Linked DNA regions of Homo sapiens: region 1 is linked to region 2. Evidence: chromatin loops called from intact Hi-C (ENCODE). Cell type or tissue: IMR-90. All regions are shown on one strand. Links, peaks and the distances in the headings refer to the core of each region. The heading gives the core; the rest is flanking DNA.

Region 1 (9,850 bases), core at 1,320-9,319, 200 kb before region 2:
TATTTTATAATAAAGTGTTGAATATCCCATCTAAGAGTATTGTATTGCATACCATTAGCCTGAGAAAAGATCAAAATTCCAGTTTCAAAGTATGGTTTCTACTGAATGCATATTGATTTTGTACCAATATAATGTCAAAAAATCATAAGTCAAACTATTATAAATTGGGGACCATCTGTATCTTTCTGTTCATTTTTCTATGTATAGAAATTTATTTCTTTTTATTAGAAATAAATTTTATTTATTTCTAATTTATTATTTATTTATTTATTAATTCATTAGAAATAAATAAAACTGTTACATTAGAACCTTACTGTGACAGTTTGTAACTACTTTTAAATTTTATCAACATATTCTGATCATTTCACCATTTCATTAAATGTTTTTTATGACATCATTCCTAATGATTGAATAGTATTCCATTAGGAGGAGCAACATAATTAATTAACTCTACATTTTTCATACTTGAGCAAATGTATGGATCCTTTTCAAAAGAAAGATAAATTTTCATGCTCCCTCCAGGCTTGATTTATGTTATTTTCATTATGTTTTTCCCCCGCTATGTAGAAATATAAAATTAGAATAAATTTTTTTATGATGCTAACAACTACAAAACCAATACAAATTTATGTTTAAATTTTGACATAAAATTAATATAAGTGAAATGTCAACAGTCACTTAAAGTGATAGCTGATATTTAATAGTAGGATGATAAGTGTTTTATATTTTCTTGGTGTGCTTCATTTGATTTTGAGCCTGATGGACTATCATTTCAGTCATCTTGAATATAATAATATTTTTCTTCTACAATAAACTTATTTTAAGCCAATGATTCATTGTTTTTATGGATCAGTCAGTTTAACAGTGCACCTCAAAGTACAGTACCATCAAAAGTTTAAACAAAAATTCTTAACTACTAAACTTAATCTTGTTAGATTCAAAAATAGCTCCTCACAGTGTAAATATGACATTGACAGCTATTTTCTAAGTGATAATTCAGCTCTCCCACAACTGCTGTGGCCTCCTTGTTCTCTAGGAGGTTTGCCTTTCCTTGGCACTATTGTGACTATAAGTGCAAACACAAACTTGGCATCAAAATCATAGCAGAGCTGAGGTGGTCTACCAGATCATCCAGAATATCTTTACATTGACATTCTTTAGATTATTTTCAACATAAAGACACTAGATTAAAAAAGGAAACCTAGGCAATACCATTCAGGACACAGTCATCGGCAAAAACTTCATGAATAAAAGACCAAAAGCAATGGCAACAAAAGCCAAAATAGACAAATGGGATCTGACTAAACTAAAGAGCTTCTGCACACAGCAAAAGAAACTATCATCAGAGTGAACAGGCAACCTACAGAATGGGAGAAAATTTTTGCAATCTATCCATCTGACAAAGGGCTAATATCCAGAATCTACAAAGAACTTAAACAAATTTACAAGAAAAAAAGAACCCCATCAAAAAGTGGGCAAAGGATATGAACAGAGACTTTTGAAAAGAAGACATTTGTACAGCCAACAAACATATGAAAAAAAGCCCATCATCACCGGTCATTAGAGAAATGCAAATCAAAACCACAATGAGATACCATCTCACGCCAGTTAGAATGGCGATCATTAAAAAGTCAGGAAACAACAGATGCTGGAGAGGATATGGAGAAATAGGAATGCTTTTACACTGTTGCTGGGAGTGTAAATTAGTTCAACCATTGTGGAAGACAGTGTGTATGGTGATTCCTCAAGGATCTAGAACTAGAAATATCATTTGACCCAGCAATCCCATTACTGGGTATATACCCGAGGATTATAAATCATTCTACTATAAAGACACAGGCACATGTATGTTTATTGTGGCACTATTCACAATAGCAAAGACTTGGAACCAACCCAAATGCCCATCATTGAAAGACTGGATAAAGAAAATGTGGCACATATACACCATGGAATACTATGCAGCCATAAAAAGGATGAGTTCATGTCCTTTGCAGAGACATGGATGAAGCTGGAAACCATCATTCTCAACAAACTAACACAAGAACCGAAAACCAAACACCATATGTTCTCACTCATAAGTGGGAGCTGAACAATGAGAACACATGGACACAGGTACGGGAACATCACACACCAGGGCCTGTCAGGGGTGCCGGGTTAGGGGAGGGATAGCAGTAGGAGAAATACCTAATATAGGTGACGAGTTGATGGGTGCAGCAAACCACCATGGCACGTGTATACCTATGTAACAAACCTGCATGTTCTGCACATGTACACCAGAACTTAAAGTACAAAAAAAAAAAAGAATTAAAAACATAAAAAAATAAAAAAGACCGTCTTTTATAACTCAGACCCTTAAGAATAAGGCTTTTGGAGTCCTCAGTCGCTTGGAACAATACAAAATTTATTATCTTATAGTTCTAGAGGTCAGAAGTCCTAAAATCAGTGTGTCAGTATGGCCATGTTCCTTTTAGAGTCTCTAGGGGGAAAAGCCTGTTTCCTTTTCCAACTTCTAGAGCCTGCCTGCATTCCTTGGCACATGGGCCCTTCTTCCACCTTCAAAGAGCATCACATCAAACTCTGCTTCCATTGTCCCATCACCTTCTATGACTTGGACTCATTTGCCTTCCGCTTATAAGGACCCTTGTGATTTCACTGGGCCCACCCAGGTAGTTCAGCCTAATCCTTCCATCTCTAGATCCTTAGCTTAATCACATCTGCAAAGTACTTTCAACCAAGTAAGGTAATATATTCACAGGTTCCAGGGATAAGGACGTGGACATCTTTGGGGAGGCCATTTTTCAGCCTACCACATCCGAATGCTAAAAACTTGTTGTATATAAATTAAATAAAAAAGCTGTGATGTTGTATGTTGCATTCATTAGCCATGATTATTCTTTTAGGACAAAAGTCTAATGCTAGAATGTACCAACCACAAGATATATACATTAAAAAAAAGACTTTTAGTAAACAATGCCAAATTACCCTCTAGAAGGGTTACTTTGAATTACACTTTTGACAGTAGTGCATAGTTGCTTGACCGCATTGGTATTATTTGTTAAAAATCCTTTGCTATTTGATAGGAAAAAAATTCATTGTTATTTTACTTTTGAGTAATTTGCTGTTAGTTATTTTGATGATATTGAACATGTAAAAATATATTCACTGGTTATTACAGAAATAATTTAGATGGAAATTTTATTCAAGGCTCTACTGCTTTATAGGGTTTACTTTGTAATGTAGAAATCTCCTAACCTGTAAAATTACAGCATCAGGAGGAAAACGTAGAATGCCTTTGAACTAAAGTTCACATCTCAGAGTGTTTAGGAGAGTGAACTAATTGTTTAAACGGATGCAAGGATGATACTGTTCAGGATGAAATAACTGTTCAGTGCATTTTGTGTATATAGTTGTTACGCTCTTCTAACAGGGATAGCCTGTTCAATTATAGATGTGTGCCCAAGTTAGAGCATGTCACTTGTTTCTGCTACACTAGGCGTGGTCTTTCCGGGGAAAACATCTTATGATAAATTTACATTATTGCTAAATAAGAACTAAATATTTTATCTGAGAGCAATTATCATCTAATTCTTGTCATGAAAATATTGGCAGCAGGAAAATTTTCTTAATAGATAAAAATTGAAGGATTTTTATAAATTGTTTTATTACACAACTATTACATACTCATTCAATAAAGAATTTTCATTGCAGATCATCGGAAGAAACAAAAACAAGCTGTGGTGAAGAAGAAACGTTTTCTAAAGCCTCTTTTATCCCCAGGATGGTTGAGAAGTCAGAGGCCTGCAATGCTAGGAAGAGAGGGTCTAAAGTGGTAAGATTAAACACATAATATAAGATGGGTAGGGGTGTATAGGTGGCTATATTTTGTTTGCTTATACTCTATCTTTTCTCCCTCCAAAGCATCACTTGTTGCTGAGTTAGGGAATCCAGAAACAATGCAAGGCAAGCCTTGAGAAAAATCATGCAAAATATTGCTTTCAGAGTTTGGAGAGGCAACAATATCCTTTCTTCTTTGCTCAGTCCCGCTGGGGCTTTGCTTTCCTTGAAGAAGATGCGTCAGTGGTTTTCTTTCTTTAAGATATCTAGGAGGAGGCTGTTTTTAGCTGAGAGCTGCTGCTTTGCCTATCACTGCAGTGTCGTGTAGGATGCCTGGTAGAGAAGGCAGCTGGAGAGGAGGAAGTCGGAAAGTGAATGCCTGTAAAGAAAGAGCTCAGGAATAAAAAGAGAATATGCTAGGCTGTGCGCACCCAGCAGGTGCAGCTTTCAGGCGTGGCAGAACAGGGTGGGTGCCTTTGGCAATCTCTAGTCTCTTGGGATCTTTTATTTGTTTGGTATTCTAAGAAGATCTGACTTATTTGTACCATTTCAATGATATTGTGAGATTAATATGTTTCCTGGTGCATAGTAATTAACATCAGGCTCTGCAGAATGGAATATTCCAGGACTTAGAGAATGCTGGACATTTTATGGGCTGCAGCCAGCAGATGGTGATAGCGTACCACAAAAAAGCCAATGAAGCGGGCTTGGTGAAGCTGGGAGGTTCAGTTTTGTTTTGCTTTGTTATTTAAGCTTGACAATACCCATCTATATATCCTGTGGGTGCACAGTGTTTGAGCCCAGTCTGGTCTTAAACTTGTTTTATGATGATATCATTATTTTTTACTGCTACAAATTAACTGTCGGTTTCAATCTACCCCATGTTTCAGCTGCCTTCAGGGATCATCTTGTCAGTTATGCAGCTTTCCAATTTTATGGCTGAGATCAAGAATGATTCCTTAAAGGCACATGGGAAACACAGTGAAATGTGGGAGAGTGGATGTGAGCTCTGCTACATGGCCGATATTATAGGTGCACAGGAAAGATAGATAAGGGCAAACCACTAAGGCCCCAATTCAGTTTGAAATTTGACTGTCTTGACATTTACTTAGGTGCAATCATTTATCTAGATATTGATGGTGACCTACTATCACTGGAATAAAATGGAGCTAGAGGAGTTTCAGTATTATTTTACAGAGTTATGTTCAAACATGTGAGAATGTAAGGACTTGTGGGCACACCAATATTTTCAGGTCCACAGGAAATTCTTTCACTAGGACATAAAGTCATTCATTCATTCTTCCTTGTGTCCAGTGCTTCTTGAGTGCTTATTGGGTGCTTATCCTTGTTCCACGCGCTAGGAAGTCCTTGCAGACTTACCTCACAGGAACTCCTCGTTGCTGCCTATCTTTTCTTGAAGTGTAAGGGCGAAAGGAGGTTAGGATCCCCTTTATAGAGAGCTGGCAGAGCACCATTGATTGATGATAAACTTGAAGGAGAAAAGGGTCATATTCTAGTTTGCTCCAGTCAAAGATTTCCATCAGGAATAGACTGTTGTAAATCTGCTGCTGAATTCTGCTACTGGCCGGCATACTGTCCAAAGATGTACTGAGAGACATTGGGAAATCCCAAAAGTCAGTTAGAAAGGTCAGGCTATTCTTCAAATGTTAGATGGACAAAGTAAGCATGGGTTCAAGCCCCCTGTCAAATCATCTGCAGTCTACAAATAGCTTATTTCACCAGCTTCCTAACTAATGTGGTATCTTCTTCTAGAACTTGGCGAGTTTTATCAGGATTAAGTAACGATGGTTCCCCTATAGCCTGCCCATTATGAGCCAGGTCCTTTCCAGGTATTACTTTAATCTTTATGACACTCATTCAAGCTGGGCATTATTATACTGTTTTGATATATAAGATAACTGAAGCTTAAAGAAGTTGATTAATTTGCCAAGTATGTAGCCAAGTTGGGAATTAAACCAAGGTCTGTCCATGCCCCTCCGACTATGCCATACTCTCTCTCTTTTGAAGAATTGTTTGCTATAACATTGTTTCATTGGCCAGAACAAGTATGGAAGGGAAATAAAGGAAGCAGTCCCAGGATTTGTGCTGAGAGAGGCTGACATCTGTAAGGGGATCAGGCAGAAGATATAATATACAGGAACCCAGAAGTGTCCCATCATTTGGTCTGCAGGGCTTTGGAATATTGGGAAACAAAATCATCAGAATTTTCTGGGAGGTGGGTGGTTAGCCTGCAGAAATAGGGTGTCTTGTTCCAAACAGAGGCTTCAGAGCATCAGACAGACTGTGGAGTTAAAAGACGAGAAGCAAAGTGCAATTAGAACTGCCATACCAGGAAAACCTTTGCTTGAATGCAGGCTACAAAAGATGGATAGCGATGCATTGGTCTTTTCAGCTCCACTCTCAGGCAGGGATAACAACATGACCGGCAGCAGCATTTTGAAACACAGACAGCCACCACCACTGATATTTATTTATAGAGAGAAAGTGCGCGAGGTGCACAGAAACACTTTGAACACTAAGCGCAGTGCAAATGGGCTCACTATTGATTCTTAGTGGAAACGTTCATGTCTGCCTCATGAACAAATATTACTCCTGAGACCATCTTTAACAAAATATTTAGTCTGACCTCTCCAGACTGCATTTACAAACTCATTTCTCTTTTCGTTATGTTTTAGTCCTTTTCACCGTGATGTAAGTAGGCTCTCCAGCAGTCCCAGAAGACTTTCACAAGAAGAGTTTCAACAACAGAAAATAAGCCTAAGTGATTGTGTGGTAGGTTCCATCAAAAGGTATCGTGGAAATACTACAGAAGAAGAATGAGAAATTATAGGAAGTTAACATAAAGGGACACAAGGGCACATCAGGGTGTAACATCAGCTGGTGTGGCAGATCTTGGAATGCCAGGAAGCAAAGTTGTCAGACAGTGTCTGTGGGGTTTTCCACCCCCATCGTGGCTCCATTTCCACACGTGTGTCATTAAGTCCATTGTGACTGGACACAGCCAAGTGTGGAGAACCACTTAGGAAACTTTAAGAATCCATTAGAACCATTAGATCTCTTCTGAGCTAGCCAGAATAATTAAATCTATGTCCAATTGGAGACTAGTGTAGCTGCCGATTTTACTTACCTTTCAAAATAATCGAGAGGAAATTCTTATGTGAGATTCACTCACAGATGCCTCCTAATGCATCTTTAAAACATTCTACTCATCTCCAGTCAAAAATGGCTTCTTATTTATGTTGCTGAAGGGCATTTTTCATAATGTACTGTGACTTTATTTTAGTAGTCTGTGAACTAAGGTTACCCATAGAATGGTTGGAAATTAAGCAGTTTGTGACTATAAGTGATGTAAAAAAAATCAAACTGGATATTTATTTGATTGCTCAAAGTTCTGAGTGCATTATCTAGATAGCTTGTCCATTTTTGTCTGGGTTAATGTCAGAAGTTTTCAATTGCAAGTCCCTCCAGAGCAGGACTGATGCCATCTCCATCAGTTTAAGAGCCCCAGGTTCCTCATCCAATAAGCATGTCTTGAGTGCCTATGATGAAACACAAGTTCTTGACCGGCACAGGGTGCTCTTGTCTGGAGATGGCAGTGAAGACATTTTTCTTCCTGCATAAATATGTGCAGGAAATCAAAGCTTTTTTTCTTGCAAACTTACCTTTCCCCTCTCCTGATCCTGTAGAAAGACAGGGAAAATGAGGCCTTTTTTTGTTTATTATTATTATTTTTTAATTTTGAGTATTCAATTCAAAGCTAAAGTTGAGGTACATATAAATGATAAATGGCTCTATGCTAAGGAGCTTGCCATTGTGTATATGGCTGTGTAGCAGACATTTGGCTGTGTTTGTTTTTTTTTCCCTTTTGCTTTAATCCCCTCATAGAAAATAAACATAAACTGGGCACGGTGGCTCACGCCTATAATCCCAGCACTTTGGGAGGCCGAGGCTGGTGGATCACCTGAGGTCAAGAGTACGAGACCAGCCTGACCAACATGGTGAAGCCCTGTCTCTACTAAAAATACAAAGTTATCCGGATGTCGTGCTGCATGTCTGTAGTCCCAGCTACTTGGGAGGCTGAGGCAGGAAAATCGTTTGAACCCAGGAGGCGGAGGTTGCAGTGAGCCGAGATCGCGCCATTGCACTCCAGCCTGGGCAACAAGAGTGAAACTCTGTCTCAAAACAAACAAACAAACAAAAACAAACAAACAAACACCATAATGCAGTCTCCCAGTTACTACACTTTCTCTACCATTGCTTCCCTTTTAACCTTTTAATTCTCCCACCAACAGCTTAGAGGCACTTTTGGCCATCTAGCAGCCTGAAGCCTGCAAACCCCATAGTATTTGCAGTCTATTTAGGGATAGACAGGACAGAACCCAAGGGCATCTATCAGTCTTGGGAGCCTCATATGTTCACAGATTTTCTCCATGGAAATGTGTTTTTTTTTTTTTTTTTTTTTTTTTTTTGAGACGGAGTCTTGCTCTATCACCCAGGCTGGAGTGCAATGGCGCAATCTCGGCTCACTGCAACCTCTGCCTCCTGGCTTCAAGCGATTTTCCTGCCTCAGCCTCCTGAGTAGTTGGGACTACAGGCACGTGCCACCATGCTGGGCTAATTTTTGTATTTTTAGTGGAGACAGGGTTTCAGGAAATGTTCTTGGTTCACCTATATGGAATCTAAAGTATTCGCCTCTTGATACAAATTATTTATATTTATAGAAAATTTATTGTATTTCTATACCCTCTAATCACCTATTCTGGAAAATGTTTCCAAAAGTAGAGAATGAAGTGTAGGAAAAAGCCCAGGGGACTAGAGATAAGACGCTACTTCAAAACTTTAAGGCTGGAGCAAGTCACTTTTATAAGTCTCAGAATTCCCACCAGTTAAAGTGGGAGTAATAATGCCTTTCTTAGCTTTGCTTAATAGAAAAGAAGTACAAATCACTTAAAATTCCAAGGTACGTTGCAAGTGTATGGTTAGAAGAAAAAAAATAAAAACATTTATTAGGTTTCTTCTATATGTAACAAGCCATGCTAAGGTCATACTATTGTATAAGGAGAGAGCCTTATCTAAATATTCCTTACTGTGATTTTTGTACATAAACAGATCACCACAACCACAAGCAACAAGGCAGTATTGGTTTCACAGTTAAAACACTGGGTTTTAGGACGGGCAGACGTGGGTCCAAATTCTAGCTCTGCCATTTTGTGATCTTGTTATTTAACCTCTCTATTTTCTCATTCATAAAACAAAGCTAATAATTTCTACTTCATGGTGTTTCAATAGAGATGAAATGAGACATGGTATGATATAGTATTGGGCACAACTTGAGGATAAAATGATTATTTAGGAACATGGGTACCCATCTACCACAAAAGGTAATTTCTCTTTGCTTTAAGTGAAATATTATGCCCTCACAAAAGCTGTAAATTCATGAGTTTTTTTTTTAATTTCATAATCATACCTTAATTTCACATGAGAGAAATCTAGTTTTAGCCAAGAACCTTTCCCACCTCAAGTCTTTTCGTGGAGAATTGAGGGTCTTCCTTCCCACTGTCTTCAAATTTGTGGCACCATCAGCCCATCAGCCTTTGTAGTAGCTACTAATTCTTAGACTCATGGTCTGCCACAAGCTGTTGGCCAAAAGGAACCCATGGGTGTCTGATTGCTGTGCTGCTTCTGCCACATCAGGTAGGGCTGAGTCCAATCACATTGAGTCCTTGGGGATGTGCTTATCAGGGAGGTGTTAAGGTTTACCGCAAAAGCACATGGACTTTGAGCTAGACCACCTGCATTCAAATCTCAGCTTTGCCCATCTTTCCCTGCATGACCTTGAACAAATTACCCTTTTAAACCTCCACTTTTTCATTTAATGAGTGGATAATAGTAATAACCAACATTTATATAAGCTCTTTCCCGGTGCCAGGTTCTGTGCCGGTGTTTTACATGCACTAACTGATTTAACTTTATAGCATCTTGTGAAGTAGGGATT
Region 2 (9,850 bases), core at 665-8,664:
GTGGCCAGGCTCATCTTGCACGTGGAAAAAGCTTAGTTGCCATTAGTATCGATCTCTTTATAAGGATGCAAAACATAGAAGTTGGCCCATTACATGGGGAAGGTCTTGGGAATACTGGTCCTCACTGATCAGAAATAGACTAGGACAACAAATAGCCAATCAGAGGAAAACTGAGCTGCGAAACTCTTGCCCTGGGTGGTCCCAGGACTTCCAAAAAACGGAATCACATTTTGAAGAGAGGGAACTATTGCTGGGAAAGAGACTGATGGCCACATATTGAAATAATGTCTAATTATAATAAAGACAGATGGAGAATGTGACTACAGGTTGGAACTTGGTATTAGACCTCTATTTAATGAGGCTTATTTACTAGCTGGATGGCACTGGGCTACTTCACTTTCCCAAGCTTTAGAATCCTCACCTGTGAAAATGGAGATAATGACTCAAGACTGTAGTCACTAAATGCATATCAACTGCTTAACAAAGTTTCTGAGAAGTTGTAATCAAATACATACTGTCCATCATTAACTTCTGGCTTTCAAATCCTGGATTTCAAATTCTGGATGCAGATCAAAATCTTCTGTGGCATACTTAAAAAAACCAGATGACTGGGTTGCAACTCAGAGATTCTCATTTAGGAGGTCTGGTGTGAGGCCTAGGTAGTCGCTGTTGTCAAAAATGCTACGGGTGATTCTGATGTGCAGACATGGTGAGTTGGAGTTATATTAGATACTCTTTCTCACCCTCTAAGACTAAGAGATTTTCCAGATTTACTGTATATAAGATTTATTGTGACAAATTTTGGTGCAATAATATCTGGAGGGGCATTCAGAAATCAGTATCTTAAAGCAAGTTAGCTCTTTCTGTGGGAGAAGGTTTGCATCCCCTATTGAGAAATCTCAGCTACTCTGACTCCAGCCACATCTTTTTTCCCTTTCCTATTCATTCCATTTTAAGAAATTTAATATTCTTGTTTAATGTACACTATTCAGTGACATGCTTTAAAAGGCTTTATTCATATGGCACATACTCCATGCAATGTGTTTGGTGTCAGATGAGAGGGACAGGTGATTAAACACACTGATCTAAAAAACATCAGTGGCAAAGCTGTCAGCAGAATTAATTTGCCAAGTAAAACCAAGACCAAGTGGCAGAAAAGGGGGTGAAATTATCATGAGGTTCCCCTGTGTCTGGCGCCTTGCTCCTACTTCCTTAAGACTCTTTTGTTTAATGCTCATAAGATAGGGAGGAGGAGGTGGAAAGTGAACTGTCTGGAAAGAAGAGTAGGATTTAGATGAAGAAGAGTGGTGGAGAGAATGCCTGGGGAAATGTATGGAGGAAGACAGTATACAGTGTGCTGGGAGGATCACAGATCAGTCTGATTAGAATGAACTCTTCCCATCCAATGTGGCTGAACACAACGCTCTAGACAGATTGCAAAGGGCCTCAATTCCAGTCCAAGGAGTGACCTTTATCTTCTGGGGAATGAGGAGGCCTGAAAGGTTTTTGAGCACAGTGTGATGAGAAGGTCAACATGATGAAAGCGGTGCTTTAGAAAGATGGCGCTAGCAGTAGAGTGCAGGCAGAGGGACTAGTTCCCAGGCTACTGCTGTTAGGTATAGAGACAAGGAAGGAAAGCCCCAGAGTGAGGCATTCACTATATGGAAGAAAAGGAAGAATCATTAGGGTTTGGTGGCTCGCTACTTAAGGCATATTGTAGTGAAGCACTAAGGCAAAAATGTCACCCCATGTCCTTCCTGCTCTACTCTTTCCTGCTTTTTTCCTGATCTGTACTACGTTCCAAACTAGAAACTTATTATAGGAGCTGCCAAGCTCAGGGAGGGAGGCAGCTGTGTGTGTGACTCAGGAAAGCTTTCTTTCCTCATAGGGAGAGTTTTCTGCCCTCACTATTGGGACAGAAGCAAACAGGCTTCTATCACAACAGTGACAGCATGCAAGCACCCTTAACTACAGCTGAAGGAGAATAATGCCTTGTATTAATGTATACTCTGCCTGGTTCCAGGGTTGATTTAAAATGACTGAAACAAAACCACAGGGGCAGCAGAGACTTATTAACGCCCACTGTGTTAGTGAGCAAACAAGGCTCCTTTCGAGGCAGAAGTTGCTCCCACGTCCCTCTTCAGTGCATATGATAGATGGAAGCAGGATTTAATTCTCCATCCATTGTCATAGGTCACGATTGCCTTTTCCTCAGGATTATTCTTTCTTTTTAGAAGTAGCTGCATTTACATCTTAAAATACTCAAAGCAAACAATTCTTCCTCATGTACGTTTTTAAAAGTATCTTGAAGCAAAATTCCTCATTAGCATCATGTGTATGTGCTTGCTCATTAAGCTGGAAAACATATTCAATAACCAAGGGTAACTTCATGATCACAGAGAAGTGCGGTCGCTCCGACTGGATGGGTCTTTATACACACCTGAGTCAGGAAGCATGAAAACCCCAGAATAAAAAGTTGGAAGGAAAAACAATACAATAAAGTTACTTAAAAAAATCACTTTTGAATCATGTGGTAGACTAGATTCCCACTTGCTGCATTCTGTCATTATCATATTGAACGTTTAAGCACATTCCCAAGCGCCAGGATTCCCACACCCACTTTAGTGATCGGGGTGGCTTCATGTTTGTGTTTTACCAACTGGCCCTCTGTTATGCTTTCACTTGACAAAAGGCTTTTAGGAGTAAATGTGTATGAACATCATTACAGTTTAGATTTCCCACGAAACTGCAATTTCACATCATGCCCTTGGATTTTATCCATGAAAGATAAGAAACAACAGACAAATTACAGCTTTGCATTCTGGTAAAGTTGCTAGTTTGAAAATAATTGGCCACTACATTGTTCAGGTGGCTTTTATTTGTTTGGCTTATGTTTGTTTATCTTATTGTAAGAACACTCATGATAATTATTTTCAGAGAACACAAGGTAGTCCTACCTGGTGATATGGCACATCTCCTTTTATTAGATAATCGAGTCAGTTATAAGATCTTTTGTATTTTCCTTTGGTCTTGGCTCTCAGGGAGCTCAGAGATAAGCAGTGAGTAAGTGTGTGTGATTGTGCGTGTGTGTATATAAAATGAAGGACAGGTGGTATATGAAAACAACAAATCCTCAATTTCACAAGTTTCAATAGATTTTTTCATCTTATGATATAAAGGTAGGAAAATAAGGTGACATTTGTGCACTTGCAACAAATCATCATGGAATTAATTCTTAGTGTTTTTGTAACATGTTATTTCCCAATTGATGTTTGCTAAAGATTATACTGCTATAATTGAGTATAAAAATAAAGTACTAATGAAATCATGCTGGTATTAACTCTTCATAATTAGAACTGATACCAAATGTTTATCCTTCATGATTATATCAATCTTTTACTTACTGATTTTGGGGTCAATTTACTTTAAATTTACTTTAAAAAATAATATTTAATACATATTATACCATGCTATAATAAATATCATATTTGAATGAAGACAAATATAATAGAAATATTTATAGGAGTACTGTACTTGAAACCTGGAAAGAGAAGACGGGAAATATGATTAAGGTAGGAGAACACCTTAATTTTATCTGTAATATTATGGTTCTTAAGATCAAAAGCAAATATGCTAAATGTTTGCATCTGTTCAAATTAGGTGGTAGAGCACAAGTATTATATTACTTTTAATATTTTCAAAACACTGTACTTTATCATTTAAAATAAAAATATTAGTTTTGACATTTTGCTTAAAAATGTTTAAATTATCAACCTTGGTAAATAGTTTTTGCATGATTTTGATCAGGAAAGTTTATTTCTAAGTTGTTTAAACAAACTTTGAAAAAGAAATATGTGCATGGAGACATTCCACTGGACCAAGATAATGTTTCTTTGTAAACAACTATTTGAGTTTGTGTCTGTATAAAAGCGACTTTCAAGCAGAGTTTATCATATGAAGGGAATCATCTCTCTCTTTGTCCTCATCTTATGTGTTTGTCCACTAAAATGTTAAACTCAAAAACACATGGTGGCATTTTAGTTTACAGGCTCAAACCAGCCGTTCCTCACTGACTTCCTGCAGTATTGCCGGTGAGTTCTGATTGCTCCGAGAGAGGACTGTGTGGTCAGAAATAGTTGTGAGCTATTCTGAAACTCTTGCGATGAAGGACTTTAAGTAGAAATATTTCAACATTTTGCCTTGAAATAAAAATGCTTCTGAGTTTCTCAAAAATATTAAGCTTTAAAAAGTAAGAAAGGAAAGGATCTGTGAGTACCCTCCTAGAGTGAACCCCAGGTAAGGTCCTCTGGTCAAAGGTGTTTGGAGGTCTGCAGCTATTACTGCCACTTTTTTTTCCCCCCACTGAGGCATATACCTTTTAGTTTACCATAGATCTCATTTAATTCAATTGAATCACATAAGTGTAGCTGAGCACCTACTTGGTACCAGGTACTAGGCTGAACATCAGAGACAAAGATGATGCTTGTGATTACGGTTGGCAACAGAGATCACAACAGAAGGAGGAAAACAAATATTCATAAAACAGAGTCATCAGAGCTTGGGCTTGTTAGCATGAAAATGTATTTTGCTATCACTGAGCAGTAATAACTACTTACACCTGGCGGGTACAAAAAAGCTTTCACGGAGGATGTGATGCTTAAGCTGGAACTTGGAAAAGGAGTAGAATTTCAGCAGGTGGTCTCCCTGGTGCCTTCTAACAAGAGGACATGTAAATCCTTTCTCCACTGAGGATTTCCCCCTAACAGTGTCATTCTCATCCCAGATAAGTCAAGTAACTCAGAATTGTATTTTAACCTAAATCTATCATTCACTCAAAAGCATTTTTTAGGTACTGATAATGGGCTGAATTCCTCATTGCAAGATTCATGGGTCTATGTATTTTTCACTAAACTGTGTGAAGAAAACGGGTTGGAGATTAAGTGACTATAGCTACAGATAAAGAAGGAACAAAGAACCTAGGAGCATCCACCCCAGGAAGGAAGCATTCCCCAATGATAAAGAGCATAGTTGGAACCCTGGACACTTACAAATCACTGAATAATTTACTGATTGGAAGGACATTAAAGAAATGCTGAAAAATCAAACAGGAATCCTCATTAATCCATTCATTCACTCAACCATTCTATGTGGAGTGGCTACTCTGTGCAAAACACTGTGCTAGGGGTCAGGGAAGGCAGAGGAACTTGCTAAATTCACGTAGCAAAGGATCCAGCAGAGAAGAATCAGCAAAGACTGCAAGGGTGGTAGGAAGACAAGAATGAGCTGGATAAACAATTGATATTATTCTTAAGCCTGAGTGTACAAAATGGTTTTGCTCTTGGCTTCATCTCAGAAGACTTTTTAAGCTGCATAAACAAATGTAGACTTTTCTTTCAATAATAGTAAGTGGATGCTACAGGAATATAATATGTTTTTTTAAATGGGTGTTTTGAATTACTTCTAAGAGGAAATATCATTTTTATGAAACCAACAAGCTATTGACAAACATTAGACTTATCAGTTATTACCTGAAATTTGGCAGTATTTTAATTACTGTAATTTGTTTGGTCAATGTATATATTATATATAGTGTGTAAGAGAGATCTGATTCATCTTTACCCAGTCTAGTCATCCATTTTATACATTGTCAGTCTTCTATTTTAAGCAAGCTCAGTTATAAACTCTAAATTCAAAATATTTTTTATTTTTACATATTATCTTTTTTTTTTGAGACAGCGTCTCGCTCTGTCATCCAGGCTGGAGTGCAGTGGCGCAGTCTCCGCTTACTGCAAGCTCTGCCTCCCAAGTTCTCGCCATTCTCCTGCCTCAGCCTCTCGAGTAGCTGGGACTATAGGCGCCCACGACCTCGCCCGGCCCACCACCAGGCCCGGCTAATTTTTTGTATTTTTAGTAGAGACCAGGGTTCACTGTGTTAGCCAGGATGGTCTCAATCTCCTGACCTCGTGATCCACCCGCCTCGGCCTCCCAAAGTGCTGGGATTACAGGCGTGAGCCACTGCGCCTGGCCTACATATTATCTTTTATCTTGTTTTCAAAATAAATATCTTTAAGTGTCACACTATATATGGACATAGCATAAAACATAAATTCTGTTTAAATAAGTTAGCTTATAGTTGATTACAATTTAAAATCACTGGGTGATAACTTTTGTTGTGTCTCTGAATAGTATGTGTTCTATACCTTTGTCACTGACATAAGGTCTACTGAGACTTGACAGTTATCAGGCAGGCAGATTTGGAGCATGCTTAGATAGATTATCATCACACACATATCAAGGTACAATGGGACCTGGGCCAACAAACCATGCAGGATACTTTCATTATTCATCCAAATGTTGTATTAGCTAGGGGCCCCTTCACAGGAGTTGAAGTTTAAGCTTATGTTTTCCTTGATAAAATGCTAGCCCCTAAATAAATGAACTAGTTTGTTCTCTAATTTAGGATTTTTTTTCCTAATCGGCAAAAGTACTTTTAAAATGTAAAGTTCTAATCAAAAGTAACAGAATATAATTAAAAATATGTAAAATATTTAGAAAGAAATGTGATGACTTTAACTTTGTATCATACTCATAGATTACAGAGTCACTTGGATCACAAAATACTCATTATAATGTTAGGAAAAATTACCAGTATATAAATTGGAATACAAAGGTATAGAAAAATTAGTAAAAATGTATACAAATTAAAAATACTCCTCCTTGATTATAGAAAAACCTAGAGGCTAGTCCACAATTAGGATACTAAGATGCTCAGGATATAAAAAACAGCAAAAGATAAGTCCATATGTATAAATTACCAGGGAAATAAGAGAGTTTCTGAATTGCTCTCCCATTTCTACTTGCCTTTCCTCAAGTCAGTTCATGCTGCAGCTAGGGCAATGCCTTTAAAATGTAAATGAGAATCAGTCCCTTGCTCAAAATCTAGCAAAGGCTTCCTTCCCCTGGACCTTAGAATAAAACTTGTAGTCCTTACCGTGGTTCATGAGGCCCTGTGTGATCCGGCTCTTGACTACCTATGCCATTTTATTTCTGATCAATCTTATACACTCTTTCCGTGCTCCAACCACACTAGACTTTTACTGCTCCTCCAACATGCCACATGCTTCTGCCACCAGCACTTTTCACTTGCTGTTCCCTCTGCCTGGAATGTCCTAATCTCAGATACTTGCATGGCTCAAATATTACTTTTCTAACAAACCTACCCTGAGTGCCCTATCTAACACAGCACCTATTTCCTCTCTGAATCATGGTATATTACATACTTTTTTTTTTTTTTTGAGACAGTCTCGCTCTATCCCCCAGGCTGTAGCGCAGTGGCACAATCTCACTGCACTGTAACCTCCGCCTCCTGGGTTCAAGCGATTCTCATGCCTCAGCCTCCAAGTAGCTGGAATTACAGGCGCCCACCACCATGCCCAGCTAATTTTTCTATTTTTAGTAGAGACAGGGTTTCGCTATGTTGACCAGGCTAGTCTCAAACTCCTGACCTCAGGCGATCCGCCCGCCTTGGCCTCCCAAAGTGCTGGGATTTACAGGCATGAACCACTGCACCTGGCCCATACTTGATTTTTTTAATTGTCTGTTTTCTTCACTAGAATGTACACTTACACATAGAAAGTGACCTTGTCTGCTTTGTTCAGTGTTGTACTCTTCACAACTAGAACAATGGTTGATGCAAAATAGGCACTCAATAAATATTTGTTGAAAAAATGAATAAGTAAATGAATACATTCTGAATTTAAAATATGCTTATATTTCAGTGATCTAGACATAAAGTTTAGATTCAAATTACATGTTAATTAGATCAATGCATATTGTTTTGCTCCAATTATCAAAAAGTATTAGTTCATTTATACATATGATAAATATTTGTTAATTTTTGTTAAATGACTAGCTCATAGTGGATGTGCAATAGATATTTGTTGAATAAATGGAGTACCTACCATGTACAGGTTATTAGACATTTTGGTATTTAATTACCAAACAATGGTCCAAATAGTCCTATTAGGTAGAACAGGTTATTTTAAACATGATGATGAATTTTGTGCCCTAATGATCAGTCTTCAGTAATCAATGTGAACGGTAAAGGTCCCCAGAGTTTGAGAGCCCTAGGCTACATGCAGTGCATACAATTAGCCTTTTCACTATCTATATACATTCTTAGTATTAAAATCCATATTATATAATTTTCATATTTTTTCATTGTCATGCCCAAAATGCTTTAGATTCTCTGTCTGAATCTCCTTATTCTGAACAAAAACTCAATCAGCCTTTTCTTTCAATGGTTAGTTAATCTGTACCAATCTTTGTTGTTAGTATCCTTAAGATCACCTATCCTTCAAAATATGACTCAATATTTATTCCAGAGGTGGAAAATGATTGAAGGTTACTGTCTGCTGTAAGCCTTTCCCAACTGAGCAGTTTCTTCTTTAGGCAATTCAGTATGTGTCTAATTTAAGTAATTTGATCATTTGATTATTCTGATCTGACTTCCGATTATACTTGCATCAAGACATCTATTTCATTTCAAAGATGCAGGGACAGCTACTGAGAAAGCAAATAAACTTGGGCCTGTTTTGGTTGAAACTACTTTCTGTGGGTTCAAAAGTTTAGGTAGAACAAGAGGAAAAATGAGTATCAATGTATTACTTATGCAACTATTATTAAATCATGAACTACAACAGAAGGATGTTAAATATTACATAAATACTTTGAAGTGAAAGATGTTGCCTTTTCACAGGCAATGTTTTTATTTTGACTATGATTTCCAGAGCCTAGTACTCATAAGGCATCTTTGCAGTAAATGTAGTTAATAAGGCAAGCAACTGCAAAGCGGATAATACCTCCCTTTGCATACTTAAAGAGACTTCTTAGGCAGCAATGTTCTTCTGCCTTTCTGATACACATGTTCTGCCTGGGGAGACAGCATGCTGTTAGGTTTGTGCCTAGTTAACATTAGGGATTGGGCTGTATCTTGATATATAAGGTTTAGGCTAAACAAAGATTTATAAAAATTGAATCTAAAGATGATAACTGTGACTTGTCATTGGAATATTTTTATTGACAGAGGGACATTAAAATGGTTCAATGGCATTCTAGAGGCTATCACTGAAGCTTTTTTTTTTTTTTTTTTTTTTTTGCCAGTCTGGTAATGACTAAAATGTATACAGGGTTTTAGATGCTCATTCCAAACTTGGTCCATTCAGCTACATAATCTGCGATATGTGTGCCCCTTTAAAATAATTTATGATTAAAGTCTGCAACTGTGGCTAAATTGCACACATTAGGGTCTACTGTTTTTTAAAGGCTAAAGAATGATTATCATATTCACGATGTTTTTAAACAGCAGAAAGCACAAGCCTTTAAAATATAATACACTTTGAAGTAATTGTATTTAAGCAGTCCACACTAAATAAAAGGGCAACTATATTTTTAAAAGATAATACATATGCAGGAAACAATGGTGACCACTTAATAAGTAGCTGAAAACATTTGAAATGTGACATTTAGGGGAAGGCTCGTTTCTATGAGAAAATACATGTGATTTTACTTGGTATCATATTGTGGAAAGTGGAACCAGAGCTGTCAGGTTACTTAAGAGACTAGGGTCCATTCTCTTTTCTTTGAAGCATAATGCCAGTGTCACAAATGTTGGTGTTGTCTCACTGTATCATAATACAGTGTCATAGTTCAAGCAATCACTGTCAGCCTAAACTAACTAAAAGTATAGGCTTATAGTCTTAGAAAATGATAGAAGTTTTCACAGGACAAGACACTTAAAATGAATGTTGATTAAACATAAGGTCTGTACAGAGATGTATCAATATATCTA

What was found. Peaks named below come from ENCODE experiments on the same cell type or tissue, not always from the same donor. Only the 100,000 strongest peaks of a DNase experiment are listed, where the experiment ranks them.
Region 1: it touches region 2 in a loop (2.3-fold over the local background); 4 of 110 quality-filtered maps call a loop at or near these places.

What each region holds. Positions count from the first base shown.
Region 1 is chr2:191,807,813-191,817,662 of GRCh38, forward strand. LOC729254 (hCG2045843) reads left to right here. Exons shown (of 5, transcript NR_157850.1): 3 at 3,709-3,829; 4 at 6,531-6,627. Among named protein-coding and RNA genes, the nearest start is that of CAVIN2-AS1, 34 kb to the right of the region's middle. In IMR-90, for the core only: a CTCF peak has its summit at 4,500 (motif pointing right); a DNase peak (open chromatin) is centred at 4,509.
Region 2 is chr2:192,006,176-192,016,025 of GRCh38, forward strand. All of the region lies in intron 5 of TMEFF2 (transmembrane protein with EGF like and two follistatin like domains 2), which reads right to left. All of the region lies in intron 1 of CAVIN2-AS1 (CAVIN2 and TMEFF2 antisense RNA 1), which reads left to right. Among named protein-coding and RNA genes, the nearest start is that of CAVIN2, 160 kb to the left of the region's middle. In IMR-90, for the core only: no CTCF peak of the experiment used is centred there; DNase peaks (open chromatin) are centred at 1,876 and 5,276; H3K27ac peaks cover 2,655 bases.